2 separate regions of the Homo sapiens genome follow, and region 1 is linked to region 2. The links are chromatin loops, found by intact Hi-C in ENCODE. Cell type or tissue: OCI-LY7. All regions are shown on one strand. Links, peaks and the distances in the headings refer to the core of each region. The heading gives the core; the rest is flanking DNA.

Region 1 (8,000 bases), core at 1-8,000, 190 kb after region 2:
GAAAAGGTGATGTGATGGTGGAGAGAGAGATTGGAGTGATGCAGCTACAAGCCAAGCCATGCCATGGAATGCTGGCAGCCACCAGAGGGAGAAGCAAGGAATGAATCCCCCTGAGATCCTCCAGAGGGAGCGTGGACCTGCCAACACTTTGATTTTGGACCTCTGGCCTCCAGAACGGCTAGAGAATAAATATCTGTTTATTTAAGCCACCAAAGTTTGTGACTGCTCATCAAGTTGGCCTCAGGAATCTAAGACACCCTGCTGCTTACTGTGTGTCATTTTTTCTGGGAGTCCCAGCTCATGTGGATCTAGGCTTTGGAGATTATGCCTGTCTGAACTCCTGCAGCAGGTTTGTGTGAATCTCCCATTTGACAATTTACAAATTTTCAACCTTGTGGTATCCCTTTTATTAACATTTGTAATGTATGTTAGCTTTTTGAGATCCAGCACTTGATTTTACATCTTTGTATCTCTAGTTCCTGATAATGAGCTTTGGACCTTTAAGCAGGGACCCCCCTATTAAAAAGAAGCTCCGTTACAAACTGGACTATAACATACTTGGCACTAAAGTCATTCCTTCTTTGATTTGTAAAGTTCTCTGAGATCTTAACATTGTCACTAGGTTCTCATTATGAGAACCAGTTATTGTGTAGCACTGTGAAAATAATTCACTTCTGATTTGGATCAAGATAAAGAAGAGTTTATTGTGCTAAACTTCTGCCACCTACTCCTGTGATTCTAAGTCATGCATGTGTTGATTAGTCAGAATGTATCTCTGCTTTGATTGCAAATTTCAATTAGCTCTGAAAAAATAGTTTTGAGCACTCTGTAAGAGAGAGCACTGTTCTCAGCTGGTGCTGTCCAGCAAAGCAGTGGGTCTCCTTGAAGAGTCATGAATGCCCTGTAGTTGGCATACAAGAGTATTATATCTGAGTGCAGAGTCTGTGATTCTCTTCTGTGCTCAGACACCAAAGGGCAGGGCTCTGTGACATGTCACTGAAAGGTTTTTTTTAAATTAAAATATAATAAAGGTAAAATATTAAAACAGTCCTGGGTGATATAAAAAGGAAAAATATCTCACCTCAGGCCCCAGTCCCATTCACACAGGAGCCTGTTTTGGAGTTTTTCTCCCCTTCATACAAGGTGTGTGCTCATGAGTTGGAGTCAAAAGACCTGGGTCCTGGTCCTTAAAAGCCCCTCACTCATTTTTCGCAGCCCCAAACAAATCACTCAGCATAGATTCCTCATCTCTAAATGAAAGAGCTGGGTAAATGACTTCTTCATTCTGTGTCACACTCTGAGACTTAAATATTCCATGATGGTACAGGAAAGCCAATCATTATGGTGTACTTTGAAGGCAAGAGAAAAACTCAGAAGAGACCCTTGAGTCACTTGGGTGGACAGAGCTATCTTGTCTTTATTGACTAAGCCACAAGTGTATGGAGGGCAGAAACATGCCCCTGGAACAAAAGACAGACTTGTTCCGCTGGGGGAGAGAGTAGGGGGGTGAGAGGCAGGACTGGTAGGGGAGGGTCAGTAGGTGGCCCTGGATGGGCTCAGCTGAGTGCTAGTTTGCTTCTAGGTGATCTTATCCACAGTGGACACTCAGCTGCGAGGTTCTGCGTGGGATCTCAAGACGCAGTCTGCAAATGGGTTCTGCCTCTTAATAGTTTGTGATCTTGCACAAACTAATTTGGAGCTTCAATTTTCTCATCTGTAAAATGAGGATAATAATGCTTTCATTATAGAATCACCACAAGGTACATATATTAAAAAAATAGTAGTTGTCACTTTTATAACTATAATCACTACCACAATAGCAACTATAAAAACCCCATCACCACCCCAGTGGGCTGCATGGCCAGAGAGGAATGACATTTATGGGCTGGATGTTTTCATCTTTAATAGTCTAAGAGACCCTGCTTACCGAACAGAGCATTAGGAGGAGAGAAAAATGCATAGAAGATGCTGTTTGTAGCTTTAAGGGGCTTGATACAATTAGGGGAATATTTAACAAATATTAATGGCTTCCCAATATATCTGAGGGGCCTAAAAACATGCCAAAGTAATTGTAGCCATAAATGCTGAGTGAGTGATCAACAGCGTGGAAATAGTCATATGTACATTGAAGTGTTTTTATTAATGCTATTTTAATTATAAATCCGTCTGTGGTCAATACAGTTGGAAAGCGTTTTTCTCTTTGGAAACTCAGGATGGGAATGACCTCAGGTGGAGCCACTGACAGAGCTGGCAGCCCACAGGATTTTATCTCCTTGTTGTCAGTATCAGCTGCTGGCAAGGACTGATTTTCCTTCCCTTTCTCAAGGGTTCACCACAAAGACAGCATGAATATTCTCCCATTATCTAAGTAATGAAGGCACCAGTGTTTTTGGTCTGTGGCTAACCAAGTAGTAAGACTTGAAACATTCTGGGGCCTGAATTATCTGGATATTCACTTCCCTAGCTCTGGCCTGAGGTTGGAGAGCTACATCTGTGTGTGAAGGGAAAGAAGGGATGGTGACGGTGGCGGGTGATGACTGCTACTCCCATTTAGTCATCAGAACCCAAGTGGGAGCTTCATTGCTCAGTCTCCTGTTTTCTTTAATCTTCTCACTTAGATCCCAAAGTCAGGGATTGTACTTGAGGTTATAGAGCTAATGCAAATGCTGCTGTTTAGTATGACATGAGTTTATGATAGAAGATTTAGAAAGGATCTCATAGCTCACTTGTTCTAAACTCCCTGCCAGTCTTGGAATCTTCTCTGTGGTGCCTCTGCCAGGTGACCACCAGCCTCTGATGGAGCACTCCAGAGACTTTCATAGATCAGCCATGTTTTTGCCATTTTTCATAGCACTCATTAGATAGTAAGACAACCCATCCTTTAGGCAAAGCTGGAATCCAGGGCCTTGTAGTTCCCACCCGTTAGTCCTGGTTTTGCCTTCAGATTCTGTCAAGTCAAATCCCAATTTTTTGAGACAGCCTGGTCTCCTGGAATGTGGCTACTCAAGTTGGGCTTATGGTCCAGCAGCAGTGATAGCCTCATCTGTGCAGGTGCAGAATCTCAGGCCTCCCCCAGACCTACTGAACTTAAATCTGCATTTTTAACAAGATCTCCAAGTGATTGACATGCAAATTACAGTTTGAGAAGCACTGAGTGAGAGCTCATACACTACCTTTCTCCCAACTAATTTTTTCTTTTCTTAAAAATTGCCATTGCTATCAGGCCTGCTGGTGCTAAACAAACAAACAAAAAACCATAGCTGAGAAACATTTAACAAGAAACAACAACTCCAGTTCTCAGTGATTGAAATGTGAGTACAGTTTTGGTCTAGCATCAGTTAAAGCTGTCATTCTATTAATTGAAAATCTATTGACAAGTATTGTCAGTGTTCATAGAACAATCATAAAAGGTAATATTGATGATCGTTAGCCTTTCTTAATAGGCCGTGGAAGATCTTGAATGCCTTTAAAATCATTAAAGACACATTAAATTACATGATTTAAGGCTGGGTATTGCCTTGTGATTTTTAAAAAACTGATAAACGGATTAAGTGAGTAATCAGGACACCCGTTTTCCAACCATGCCTGATAGAGGCAACCACAAAACTTTCTTCCCCAACACTCTTGAGCTGCAAGAAGAATAAAAGTTTTAATCGTTTTCTATTTCTGACATCACTGCAAGGGTAGTGACTGAGGATTCAGCATTTGAAAGGTGCCTGTGGAAACAGCTGTGCTGGAGGGAAGTGCTTTCAATTCGTGCACTCAGCAATATGGAAATTAACTTGGCCAGCGCATGAGCATGAATAAATGCTTAGCTGCCTTTGCAATCACAAAGCAGCTTTCTATCTTTGGCACTTTTCAGACATTCAGTAAAACAGACTAAATTTAATGCCAGATGACAGCACCAGACTGTCTTCAGTGAAACTCATGCAAAAACCTTAAGAAGCCACATCCCCCAACCCCTCCCATGTTTCTCTCTCCACCTGGTATTCATGGTGACCTTTAAGCTTGACACCCCACAGGATGAGACATCAGTGCAGCCGTGTTGGGCTAAGTCAGCAGGGCCTTGATTTCCCCAAGGGCCCAAGTCTACCCTGTACTGTGTCTCAGGATATGCAGCTCAAGGTGCCTGCCCTACTCTTGGGGTCACCAGGAGATACTCCTAAGTCCTGGTTCCTTTAGCCAAGAGAAACCAACATCCCTCTTGTTTTCTGTCCTGAGTGCCAACTCACTCTAATCCAGCACACATTATTAAAGTCCCATGTCCCGAAGGTTCTGGGGGACTCTTTTGATACCCCCCTTGCTTTGCAGACTCATTCAGTAAACATTTATTTCGGCCCCTATTTCCCAGGTAGTAGGATTGTAATAAATAAGACACAGTCCCTGTCCTCACGGAACCCATGTTCTAGCTAGGGAGGCTGACAGTGCAAGGTGACTGTCATCCAGGGAGGAGGTTTGGGCCTAAATGAGAATTTACCTGGCTAAGAGGTAGATGGGGCAGGCTTTCCAAATATGAAAAAAAATGAATGGCGAAGACTTGGCAGCCTTAAAATGCACAGGCTAATTTCCCTTCCCTGTTTGGTGGGATTACAGTATAGGGAAAACAGTAGCTATCTCTGAGCAGGGTTGAAGACCTTACTTGCCTCCATCCATACTGCACTGTTTCTTAACTCCTTCCAATTGTCTCAAGGTCTTGGCCCACCACTATTCCTCTACCCAATGGGATTTACTCCTTTTTCTTCATCAGAATTTACATACTTAAACTACAGTAAAAATGCAGTATGCTATAATATGTGACAGAATGATTAAAAATGTAAGTTCTGCAGTCAGGTGGCTTCGTCACTTGGTTTTGTAACATCAGGGAAGTTATCTAATTCTCTCTTCCTCAGTTTCCACATGCAAAAAAATAAAGAATACTAATAAATCCAATCTCAAAGGTTGTGCAGGAATTAAACATGATCATGTAAGTATGGTATTTAGCACATTATCTGACATATAGAAGATGCTTAAGTGTTAGCTATTGTAGTTGCTCTATTCTTTCAACATATTTATTAATATCTACTATGCACTATTTTAAGTAGTGAACAAGACAGAAAAGGTTCCTGCTTTCATAGAGCTAGAAAGTGTTCTCCAATTATTTTATATTATTATTGCTTATATAGTTAGGTTTATGTATTATTTCAGCCGACCCCACTGGATAGTATTTCCTGAGGCACTATTCTTTTGTGTTTTAAATGGCATGCTGTACAGAATTGTGGATACAGCTTAATATCTCTTTGTAGGCCAGCTACTCAGTGCCATTTACTTGGTTTGAGAACTTATTTTCTTGGTTTGAGACCCCAACAATGAATAAACCAGGAGAAATCTCTTAGTTCCTACTAAATATATACTTAGTACTTTACTAGGATTCTAAGCAAGTTGAAAAGATGGTCACTGTGATAGCTTGGGAAAAAAAGACCAAAGCACTGGAGATAAAAATGAAAGGGAAGAAAAAAAAAAAACCTTAGAAGTTAATTAATTGCTAAATTATTTGGTAATGGACAGTAATAATAATGTAATTTACAGGAATATGTGACTGATGTGGTTTGGATAATTTAGAAATTTCATGGAAGGAGGTAGAAACCAAACTAAAATCCTGAAGAGTTCACATCGTTGGAAAAGATCAAGAGAAGATTCTGGGAGGCCAAAATATAAGTAAATCGCCAAAGTGGAAATAAAGACAACCATTTTGTCATCCTCATTTTTATATTGCATGAAGGACAGGACACAATGAGGCCCCATAAATGGTTGTTGACTTAAGCACAAGTGAGGAATTAATGGAATGGATGAGAGCCGAGGTTAGGATGGTGGCTGGGCAATAAAGAGGAAGGGAAGTAGAAAATACACATTTTGAAGATGGAACCAACAGGACTTACTTACAAGAAAATATTAAAGCCTTTACAATTTTCAAAGTGATTTCACATACACTGTGTCCTGGGCTAGTATTCTTTCTTACAACAGCACACAGAATTTGTACCAAGTTCATTAGTGGTTCTTACCCTGTCGTCCACGTAACCAATGTCCTCTTATTATGACCAGTGTTTTAGTGATTGCTTTACTCTCCTCCAAAATTTACTCTCCTATAAATTTGTATATATATAAAATTTATATATGTAAATATGTATTATGTATATGATTATATATTAAAAATTACATATATAATTTTTTTAAGAGACTGGGTCTCACTCTTTCACCCAGGCTGGAGAGTGTAGTGGTGTGCTCATAGCACTCTGTAGCCTTACACTCCTGGGCTCAAGTGTTCCTCCTGCTTCAGCCTCCCAAAATCCTGGGATTATAGGCATGAGCCACTATGTCCAAATGATATTCATTATTAATGTAACCTACTTGAATACATAATTTTGAAAATGTCAGCATCATGCTTTACTGTAATATAAAGGAAAATTCAAAGAATGTGGTTAATGTTAAAACATATATTTCAATATGTAAAAGTCCAGGCATGACTACACCAGAAGACATAATGAAGTGATCAGATATACCTATACATAGAAAGTGACAACTGCAAATGGAGAGGATACAGGTGTGCTATATTAATAACTCAAATAGCATGGCCTTCAGCAATATCGTTCTCTAAAATAGTAGGAGACACTTGGTAAAGTTCCAAAAAGAACAAAATACAGTCTTCCCTCAGTTACTCTGCACTTACATCCCAAGAGTGTATAAAAACCATGCGAAAATACTTTGATATATGTGTGAAACAGAGTTTGGTTCCATGCTCAAGTGATTTTAAGCACATTTCACTTACAGAAATGGCTAATGGCACTTTGGGAAGTCTTTGGGGTGTGGGACGGCGTTTTCATTGTGCAAGACCGAGGCATTGTGGGACATCTAACATTCCTGGCTCCCAGCCATTCCATGCCAGAGGCATCTCCCTATCATTGTCACAACCAAAAGTGGCTCCAGGATTCCACAGTGTCCCCGAGGGAGCATTTGCAACCTCACTGAGAAACACTAGGCTGGATGTTGGCCTCACAACTCATGGACGGTGACAGGGAAGTTGGCGATGAGGCAGGGGGCAGATTTGGATGTCCAGTCCAGAAAAGGAGTTGGTTGCACTGCTTTTTTAGTCAAGGAGAGTCTTCACTTTCTTAAATATTTCAAACCTGGCTTTTCCAACCTGGTAACAGTTTCAAGTTCTGACCCCAGGTGGAAGATAAAATGAAGAAAACACAATATTTTGTAGGAAAAAAAAATGCAACTCCTTTTTTTGTTTATTTATGTTAAGGGCCAACAGATGTGCTTTAATTCCCTGCCCTTCTTGGTGGGTCACTGATAGGAATGCACTCTGTCTCAGGAGGAGGAACAGTCCAGTTCTAACAGGAATTTTTGAAATAGTTCTGAGATTTAATTCTTGTTTTCCTTTAAACTTACAGGTATGATCTTATCTACTTTTTCTTCAGTTTTGTAAAGGATGCAATAACGTCTGATTCCTCTTGGTATTTGCATTGTGCACAATCGAATGTTTTGAGCAGATGTGTATGATTATTTAGTATTAGTGCTCTGCAGGTTGCTTCTGCCTGGGAGTCTTAAAACAAACAAATCAAAAGGGCTTGATCCACTTAGAGTACTTTCCAGAGGATTTTAAGTCTTGGATTTTTATTTAACAATGACGATACCCACACCCTCTTCTTTCACAATTGTGGGTGCATTGTATCTAATTTGTAAATAGTCATTTGGCTCAAAGATACTGGGCACATTTCAAATGCACGCTAATTTATGACATTCCAAGAAGATAAATCTGTTTGCAGACTTATTCCAAGACTAAGTTTATTCATTTGCCAATCAGATGCATACTATTCACAGCACAGCAGGTTAGGCATTGTGGGGAAATCAGAAATACTCCGGACCCTTTATACCCTCAAGGAGCCTGCTGTCCAGCAGGGATGATAAAACCGCATGTACATGTTATCATAAGTAAGTGGTGAACCTCCAGAAAAGTAAGA
Region 2 (10,639 bases), core at 1,605-9,604:
CAGACTAAGACAACCTCTCACCACAGGCCACTCATCACCTGTGAAAATCTGCAATTTAACAGTCTGAACATATATAAATTCCACAGAGGAGTGAGGGCCTAATGACTAAGGTGGACAAACAGAGGCAGAGGAAGGATTTTCCTATGAGTGGGACAGCAGTGGGCTGTCCCACCGATAAGAGTGTTTTAAAATAGCCAGGCGTGGTGGCACATGCCTGTGGTCTCAGCTACTCTGGAGGCTGAGGTGGGAGGATCACTTGAGCTCAGGAGACGGAGGTTGCAATGAGCCGAGATCGTGCCACTGCACGCTAGCCTGGGTAACAGAGAGAAACCCTCTCTCAAATTAAAAATAATTTTTGAAAAAGGGTGTTTTTGTTTACCTGGGAGACTTGAGTCACATCAGAGTGTCTAACAATGTGATTTATGGCAGGGGCTTTGGGCCACCTGGTATCTGTTCTACCTCCAGAGCGGCTGGAAAATAAAGGACAGCCTTTAGTCTATGACACACCGTCTGTGTGATCCAGCCCCAGTAAGAACTCTGGACATGAAGACTCAGGTGAGCTTCCCTGGTTGGCAATACTCCGTGTATATTTCAAACATCATTGCCAGGAAAGGTAGTGATGTCCATGACTCCACTGAGAGTAGACAACTGGGAGCTCCATGTTTGAAACTTTCTAGGTGATATGGTTTGGCTGTGACCCCACCCAAATCTCATCTTGAATCATAGCTCTCATAATCCCCACGTGTCCTGGGAAAGACCCAGTAGGAGGTAATTGAATCATGAGGGCGGGGTTTTCCCATACTGTTCTCGTGACTGTGAATAAGTCTCACGAGATCTGATGGTTTTATAAAGGGCAGTTCCCTTGCACACACTCTTTCGTGCCTCCACGTAAGACATGGCTTTGCTTCTCCTTCACCTTCCTCCATGATTGTGAGGCCTCCCCAGCCATGTGGAACCGTGAGTCCACTGAACCTCTTTTTCTTTATAAATTCCCCAGTCTCGGGTATGTCTTTATTAGGAGCATGAGAACAGACTGATACACCTGGACTCTGCCCCATGTGTCTCTTCTTTTCACTGATTCTAATCTGTATCTTTTCACCATAGTAAACCAAAACAGTGGGCATAACAGTTTTGGTGCATTCTGTGAGTGCTTCCAGTGAATTGTCAAACCCAAGGATAGTCTTGGGGACCCCCTGAACTTACAAGTGCTATCAGAATAAAAAATGATCCTCTACGCTGTCAAATAGGACAGACTAGGGAAGCCAACCTGTTGTAGGAAAAAGGGGAAGATGAGTAAACGATATTCTTCTGTCAGATCTAGTTGTACATTTCTTTCTGTGTTTGTTTCAGCTAGATGCCACCAGGCTTGTCACAGAATTCAGAGATTCGTTGTACCTATGACGAGGCCAAAGCATTAGAGATAGATCAGGGAGGTCTCTGTCCTCAATGCGTCTTCACCCCATTGTGGGGTGAAGCTGGGAATCTCTCTTAGGAAAAGGTGAGTTGGGAGGTAGGTGAGTGAAATGGACACTTGGAAGTTTTGACAACTTTTTCTCCATGTGAAAATTGTTCCTCGTTAATCAAACTTGAAAAATCTGAGTAAGCTAACAGGTTTCCTTATTAAACTCCTTTAGGCTGAGGACTCTGTCTTAGTATTTCTGCGTTCATAGCACCAAGTACAATATACAGCATAGGGTAAATTCACGGTCATTCTAATTTTTAAATTAATCATTTGGTATGTAATTTCATATAAGGTAAAAAAGAGGACTTCTGAACTTAATCTGAAAAGATGTCTCAATGTATTCTTACAAGCTCACCTTTGTTTGATGCTAATTTTAATTTTTCTGATTTGATTGAAAAAAACATTTTGAAGAAAAAAGCACCCATAATATCCTCTTATTATGAAAATTTTCTATATTATTATGTAGCCTCCATATTATCTGAAATCCCTGCTGAATATTCTGTATCGTTCATAAATATTCTGTATAGTTTGTAATCAAAGTATGCCTAAAGAAGATAACGCTGGTGCTGTGCAGAAGACAGTTTAGACAGTTGCACTGTTGATCAGGACCCAGTAATAGAGCCAGCAGACAGAAGAACCTGAGTCCTTTAGTCATCCATGGAGGAGAGCCCCACCATCCTGGAATACCCTGCTGGACTGATATAAGCATCAGAAACTCGATTTTTTTTTTTTTTTTGGCTGTTACATCTTGGTTCTGTTTATTATAGTAGTTGAATCTACTCTAATAATGCAAAAATTGATACCATGCTAGCCAGGTGTGGTGCCATGAAGAAGGGTACTGCCATAAGAAAGACCAAAAATATGTGATATCGTTCAGGTGCAGTAGCTCACGCCTGTAATCCCAACAATTCAGGAGGCCGAAGCAGGCGGATCACGAGGTCAAGAGATCGAGACCATCCTGGCCAATATGGTGAAACACCATCTCTACTAAAAATATAAAACTTAACCAGGCGTGGTGGCGGGTGCCTGTAATCTCAGCTACTTGGGAGGTCGAGGCAGGAGAATCACTTGAACCTGGGAGGCGGAGGTTGCAGTGAGCCGAGATCATGTCACTGCACTCCAGCCTGATGACAGAGCAAGACTCCATCTCAAAAAAAAAAAAAAATGTGCCATTGGCTTCACAGTTGAGCAGCAGGAAAGGAAAAAATAGTATGCTATAAATCTGAACATTCTAAAGTCTATGCTGTCAACCACACTGCAGAGCCAAAATAGGGCTTCCTGACTCACTCGCTGTGAATGGTTACAAGTGTGCTGATACTTTGATGCCCTCTGCTTTCCAAGGGAACTCAGAGTTCAAGGTGGCCAAGCTCCCCAGCCTGGCTGCCTCCAGCCAAGAGCAGCCTCGTGTTTACCACTAGTGAGCCATTTAAATACTAAATAAATATAAAGCATTTTTTTCATTCCTTTTGACTGAAAAAGAAAGCAACCTCTGTAAACTCTCTTATAAAACCACTCAGACTTTTTTCTGTCTTGAGTTATATAAATGATTAAAAACCCTAGCCAATTTCAAACTAGTTTCTTCTCCCCCTTTTTCCCCAACTTCCTAAATCAAAGACTGTCAAAGTCAGCATATATCATGAGTCTCCTGTATTAAGTAGATTACTTTTTTTTTCTGCCCTGCTTAACTATAATCACAGGTAGCATGAGAATTACAAGGAATTTCATCACTGAATTTCCTTTTCAAAAATTTACTTAAATCAAGAATTTGTGGTTACCAAGAGTGACAGTAGGAAGTGGGGTAATCCATGCTGTCTATACAAGTAGGGCATATTATTAATGCGCTTTGTTCCAAATTGTGAAAACAGGCCAGCTGGTGAAGACCCAACAACAAACTAAGGCCCAGGTGGGTCAAATTCCAAACTTGAGACATGGCTAAGACATCGATTTTTCTTGGTTCAGTTGTATATTCTCAAGGAGCTCTCATATTATACCTTTTTAAAAAGTGTATGCCTTAAAAAGGATTAAAATGGCAAACTTTGTTATGTATATTTTACCACAATTTTTAAAAAGGTATATGAGACAAGAAGCTTTACTTCTGACCTGCCTATTCCCAGATGCATAGAATATCATAGACTATCAATGTGAGAACCTTAGAGATTGCCTAGACATTTTGATTATTAAGCACTGGATATTTACTCATTTATACCTCAACTTATTTCAGGAAGTTCAAGGCAACTTAAAAGCTATATAAAATATAGTGAGACAGGCCGGGCACGGTGGCTCACGCCTGTAATCCCAGCAGAATTTTATTTTGGGAGGGCTGAGGTGGGGGGAATCACTTGAGGCCAGGAGTTCGAGACCAGCCTGGCCAACATGGTGAAACCCTGTCTCTACTAAAAATACAAAAATTAGCCGGGCATGGTGGCACATGCTTGTAATCCCAGCTACTTGGGAAGTTGAGGCAGGAGAATCACTTGAACCTGGGAGGTAGAGGTTGCAGTGAGCCGAGAACATGCCACTGCACTCCAGCCTGGGCGACAGAGCAAGACTCTGTCTCAAAAAAAAAAAAAAATATATATATATATATGTGTGTGTGTGTGTGTGTGTGTGTGTGTATAGTGTGTATATATATGTGTGTATATGTGTGTGTGTGTACATATGTGTGTGTATATATGTATATATAGTGAGGCAATATAAAATAGAAGTAGTAGGTAAGAACTTTATAATTATTTTGATACTTTCAAAAATTACCATTTTTAAAAGATAATTTTCAAAGTAGGATAGAATCACAACATAAATTCATATGTAAAAATTAAACTGTATATTAATGGGGAAACTGGTACAGAGATTGTAAGCAGTTTAAGGGAGAAGTTGAAAAACAGACATATTTACAGATCAGGAATATTGAAATGACTGTTCAGATGGAAGTAAAACTGTCCTCTTCCTCTGTGGAAGAAGGAAGCCAGTTGAACCTCTACTATACAGGACAGAATTTGCTTGTCCATAGATAAGAAGTATTCTGCGTTGCTACCAATACCAATAATCTACAATGTACAGAGTTACAAAATGGCTTCCACATACTCGAAATCAGATAACCCTCAGAGGGGTGTCCTATAGAGCCTAGACAATGCACAGTTTCCAAAGGGAAGAACAAATATTTCCCTGTATATTAAACATGCCAAGAATAAAGCTAATATAAAACTACATACCAGGTTAGAATAGGATATAATTATATTTTCACAAACACAAATCCAAACTACTGCAAATCTAGAAATTTACTCGCTCTTTTCTTCATGCTTTATTTGTATCAGAATCCAACTGGAAAATTGATTTGCAAGTCTAACCCATGAACTTTATTCGTCTTCTTTTCGTTTTGAGATAGGGTCTCACTTCCATTTCCCAGGCTGGAGTGCAGTGGTGCAATCTTGGCTCACAGTAGCCTCGACCTCCTGGGCTCAAGTGATCCTCCTGCCTCAGCCTCCCAAGTAGCTGGGACAACAGGTGCACACCACCATGCCCACCTAATTTTTTTGTATTTTTTGTAGAGATGGGATTTTGCCATGTTGCCCAGGCTGGTCTTGAACTCCTGGGCTCAAGCAATCTGCCTGCCTTAGCCTTCCAAAGTGCTGGGATTACAGGTATGAGCGACCATGCCCAGCCTATTTATCTTCTAATCCCTGTAATATTCTCATATGTATGAAAATGTTTTATTATATTATTTTGGATAATACTTCAAGAAAGAAACTTTTTTTTCAGCTGTGTGAGCTTCCTCCTCTATTATTTTGGATGTTTTCATCTATTTGTATGGTTTATTCTTTTCATTTTTTAAAATAAAGACTGAGAATATGATGTGCCTGACACTAATGGGATTGGATTAGTTGTCACATCTGGGGAATTGCAGATTTTTGAGAACCCTCTGTAGCATCAAGCTATTGTCAGAAAAGGTGAAATTTAGAGGTACCTTTAAAATTGACTGCGGCACCTCTTTTTTTTTTTTTTTTTTGAGACAGAGTCCTCACTCTGTCACCCAGGCTGTAGTGCAATGGTGCGACCTTGGCTCACTGCAACCTCCACCTCCCGGGTTCAAGCAGTTCTCCTGCCTCAGCCTCCTGAGTAGCTGGGATTACAGGCGCCCACGACCACACCCGGCTAATTTTTGTATTTTTAGTAGAGTCGGGATTTCGCCATGTTGGCCAGGCTGGTCTTGAACTCTTGACCTCAGGTTATCCACCCGCCTCGGCCTCCCAAGGTGCTGGGATTACAGGCGTGAGCCACCGCCCCCGGCCTCGACTGTGGCACCTCTTTATGGGTCTTGGGAGCGGCTATAAATTAAGAGCCAGCCAAAATCATTGGAACTGAACGTCTGCTACTGCCCATTGTTCAAAGCCATAAGGTGAGACCCTGTTGGCCAGAGTTCATTCTGACCTCCGTCTGAGTTCGTATAGCAAAAGAAATGTGTGTAACAGCACAAATCGCTCCTCGGAAAATTCAGGTCAGGGGAGAACCCAACCCTCCAGATTACCAGAAGAGCAATTCAACTCTGAAGATGAATTCAGTTTATCCTTCTGACTCAATTTAAACCCTGGGCTCACATCCAGTCCACCAGGAAAATGGTTTTTTCCCCCTCTCTGGGGACCTCCCTCCTCAGATGACTCCAAGCACCATTAGGGATGTTTATTCAGTACAAAATGGGTGGGTCCTGGATACTACTCCTGAGGGGAGAAAAAAAAGAAAAAAGAGAACAAAAAAAACCTCAGGCTGTCAGGAATTCAATTCTTTTCAGCTACTGCTGATCACTGCCACTAGGTGTCGCTATTGAAAGCTAAGTTATCCACCCGACCCTTGTCCAATTCAATTCTTTTCCTGCTGTTTTCGATTTTTTTTTTTCTTTTTTCTTTTTTAAGACGGAGTCTCACTCTGTCACCCAGGCGGAAGTGCAGTGGTGCAATCTCGGCTCACTGCAACCCCTGCCTCCCAGGTTCAAACGATTCTCCTGCCTTAGTCTCCCAAGTAGCTGGGATTACAGGCGCCCGCCACTACGCCCGGCTAATTTTTGTATTTTTAGTAGAGACGGGGTTTCACCATGTTGGCCAGGCTGGTCTTGACCTCCTGGCATTAAATGATCCACCCGCCTCAGCCTCCCAAAGTACTGGGATTACAAGTGTGAGCCACTGCGACCGGCCCATTTTCTGTTTGTTTTTTGTTTAAGGGACGGATTGAAGAAAGTAAACAATTAAATCTAAAATCCTGTCGCTAAATGTCACGATGTAATAAGGTAATAATTTACAAGAGAAACTTGGACATTTGAGTACATGCTTTGCCTGTTGTGGCCACCTACCTGCTCTAATCTCGGACCCTTACCTATAATTTTGTATATCCCAGGTTTTCATGAAGCAGATGGGGAAGATTGGGAGCACCCATGCTGGGATCCAAGATATTTGACACACTGAGTTATTTGTTCTGAAATTTTCTTTGACTGTCTTGCATCATTCCTTTTTTCAATTCTACTGACTCCTTCCCATAGGCAAGCAAAACATGCTACAATATTTCCCACTTGCAAAAGGGTCTTCCTTTGACTCTGCATCACCTGCAGTTTCTGCCTAATTTCTCGGACTCTATTCACAGAAGAGTTCAAGCGTTGACTATTCTCACTGTCCCCACATCCTCTCCTCCCATTTGCTTTCCAATCAGGCTTTTATGTCCTTTGAAAAACACTTGTTACCAGATCCAATGTTCAGTTGATCACAATCCTCATCCATATTGGTTGTCATTGCCATGGTTGGCCACATATTCCTTCCTTCTGAAACACTCTCATCTGGCTGCACGCTGCTGACTTATTTGTAGCCTCCCTGGGCTCTCTTTCTTAGTCTTGGCTGCATCCTTCTCACCCTCATGATCTCTTGCAGTGGGCGCTCCAGGTCTGGGCCAATGTCTCTAGACAGGCCACGCCCTAAGTGACCTCATCCAGCCCTGTGACTTTCTACCATCTATACACTGTGACTCCCAAATTAATGTCTCATCCCTGACCTCCCCCCCCATTCCAGCCTCCGCATTCAGCTGCCTGTTTGACATCTCTACGTGGTTGTCTAACAGGTGTCTTGAATTTACTATCAGCAATCTAACTCTTGCTTTTTCCCTCAAAACCTGTTCCTCCTTGAGTCTCACCCATTTCAGTAAATAGTGTTCCTAATTCACCCAGTTGCTCAGACCAAACACTGTGGAGCCATCTCAGACTCCTCTCAGACTCCATCCCCAAATCCAATCCAACAGCAACTCCCATTGGCTCCAGCTTCAAAATGCGTTTTTGGTTGTTATTGTTGTTTGAGACGGAGTCTCATTCTGTCACCCAGGCTGGAGTGCAGTGGTGTTATCGCGGCTCACTGCAACCTCTGCCTCCCGGGTTCAAGGGATTCTCCTGCCTCAGTCTCCTGAGTAGCTGGGATTACAAGAACACACCACCACGCCCAGCTAATTTTTGTTTTGTTTTGTTTTGTTTTGTCTTGAGTGGTTCGGTTTCTTAATTATTTTAAGCAGTTGTTTTTTGTATTAAAATACTGCAACTCATATCTTTGGCAAAGTTTCCACTTTCTTATCAGAGACAAAAGCCAGAATAATACAAAAAGTGTTCCTTTCCCCAGTTCCTCAAGCATCACGTCCAACAATTTGGCAGCTGGAAGCTGTTTTTGACAGTTGTGACTTGTATTTGGTGATATAAACAAGATTATAGAGGCACTAAATCATAAATATAGTTTCTTTTTTTTTGGTCATTACTATCATTTTACAAAATATTTAACTTCTATTTTGAACATTAAAATGTCGTCCAGCTTTTTAAAGCTACAATTAACCACCACATTTTTTACAGGACCAAAAAGTTTGTGCTTTAAAAAATGATCATTTAGAATCAATTAATTAGAATTAGGAATGCTTAATGCCTACCTTAAGTGGATACCTAATTGATTGCCCCCCCAAAAATTGTAGTCTCTTTAATGATGTTCAAGTTGCAACATTGAAGCTGCTTTGGTGGTGCTATCTAAATGATAATGTGTTTGCAAATGCCAAATGAAAACTCTTTGTTGGCAGATTGAGCTGTGTGCTGAATTAAACACAAATCAGTTTAGGCATCTTCACTTATCTTATGTCATTGGAAATTATACATAATGTAAACAGTAGAACCCGATTCGCTGATTTTTTTTCCTTAGTTTAATACAAGTGTGCCTCACTTTAAGCAAAATATACAAAATGATTTCTGAAACAGGAGTTTCCTTACTTTTTCAGTTAAAAATATTTGCTTACAGAATTTCTTTAAATAACAAGGCTTCTTTGGCCTGTTTGGAGTATTCAGATTACAGAAATTCATTTCACACACAACTTCTTTGAAATACCTACATTGCATAAAATGAGGCACACAGATACATGTGCCCATTCCATCAAGATTACCTCATTATTTTGTGGTTATTTTATATTTTTCATTTTGTCACTATTAACACTTTAGTATGCCAGGTTCATTCGCTCCCTATTTTAGTTGAGATGAGCTAGTGTTTCTAAGGAGTGTTTCATAATCTCTTGTCCCAAACTAGGTTGGTTTGGGAATCCAGTGAGAGTGACTGAAAACTGAAATTCAAGTCCTGAACATCCTTCCAGAACACAGCCTATCACCTGTGGAGATAACACACAAACTATCTCAGAGGACCCCCACCTGTGGCAGTGAAAATCATGTGAGAGTAATAGTTCAAAAGAAAAAAGTGCTGGGCACCGTGGCTCATGCCTGTAATCTCAGCACTTTGGGAGGCTGAGGTGGGAGGATCACTTGAGCCCAGGTGTTTGAGACCAGTCTGGGCAACATAGGGAGACCCCGTCTCTACAGAAAAATTGGCCAGGCATGGTGGCTCATGCCTGTAATCCCAGCACTTTGGGAGGCTGAAGTGGACAGATCAGCTGAGGTCAGAGTTTCGAGACCAGCCTGGCCAACATGGCAAAACCCCATCTCTACTAAAAAAAGCAAAAATCAGCCAGTTGTGGTGGCACACACCTGTAATCCCAGCTACTCGGGAGGCCGAGTCAGGGGAGAATTGCTTGAACCTGGGAGACTGAGGTTGCAGTGAGCTGAGATCATGCCACTGCACTCCAGCCTGGGAGACAGAGCAAGGATCCATCAAAAACACAAAAACAAAAACCTGGGCCTGGTGGCGCATGCCTGTATTCCCTGCTACTCGGGAGGCTGAGGTGGGAGGATCACGTGAGCCTGGGAGGTCTAGGCTGCAGGGGGCTGTGATCCTGCCCCTGCTCTGCAGCCTGGGCTATACAGCAAGACAAAAGAAAAAAGTTAGTGGTAACAGGATAAACTGCACAACCATATATTATTCCTTCACATTCATGAAGCAGGTCAATCTGAAGCTTGAGGATGACTTCCATTCCTCTAGGTGAATCTATCAAGAAATGCCTTGGTAGAACTAAGAGTGCCAATGGTATCAGCAAGGCCAGTCTGGTTCCCTGTGATTCATGGTAATTCTCAGTATGAATTTGACATGGTCTTCCTACACAGTGCCTATCAACACTTGCAGACACACTGTATAAGCATTTGTTACATTTACTTTTCCTTTTGTCATTAGGTCTTTTATTACAGAGGCCACTCTGCACTCCACAATCACACACTTATACAGCTCCGCCTTGCCAAGCAGTGTAGACCCTCACAGATTTTGGATAGCTATCCTTGCATCGTTCTCCACACCGTGTCCCCAGTGTTGAACTGAAGCAGCTCCTTCCACGTTCCCTGCCCGTTAATTAGCCAGGCCACTGTCCACATTGTCACAAACATTATATTAACAGAAAAACTGGCCCATGCCATATTCCATTATGAGCGATTATTTTTAATTCGATTAAATTCCAATGTTGATTGAGAGAACCTGGTAGAGATTGAATTGCTATATGTACTTTCTTAGTCTTCTTCTTCATATCATATTCTGACCATTTATCTTCTACACCTGGCTGACCTGCATGTTCCTTGTGGTGTAACTTCTACTTGGTGTTTGTGCTTAGCTTCGTTTTCCAATTTAAATTGTGAGATACATTTTTAAACCTATCTAAGAAATAGCCCTGATATTGAAATGGCTTCTGTGGAATCGGTTTGACAGATGTAAGTCTGTGATTCTTTGGCTTTGGTTTTTGTGCCTGTTACAG

The links. Peaks named below come from ENCODE experiments on the same cell type or tissue, not always from the same donor. Only the 100,000 strongest peaks of a DNase experiment are listed, where the experiment ranks them.
Region 1: a loop joins it to region 2, with 3.0 times the contacts of the local background. A loop is called at or near these places in 4 of 110 quality-filtered maps.

What each region holds. Positions count from the first base shown.
Region 1 is chr7:24,873,923-24,881,922 of GRCh38, reverse strand. All of the region lies in intron 2 of OSBPL3 (oxysterol binding protein like 3), which reads left to right. Among named protein-coding and RNA genes, the nearest start is that of OSBPL3, 100 kb to the left of the region's middle. In OCI-LY7, for the core only: no CTCF peak of the experiment used is centred there; a DNase peak (open chromatin) is centred at 3,862; H3K4me3 peaks cover 3,694 bases; H3K27ac peaks cover 7,493 bases.
Region 2 is chr7:25,065,786-25,076,424 of GRCh38, reverse strand. No RefSeq gene overlaps it. Among named protein-coding and RNA genes, the nearest start is that of CYCS, 54 kb to the left of the region's middle. In OCI-LY7, for the core only: a CTCF peak has its summit at 6,260 (motif pointing right); a DNase peak (open chromatin) is centred at 6,284.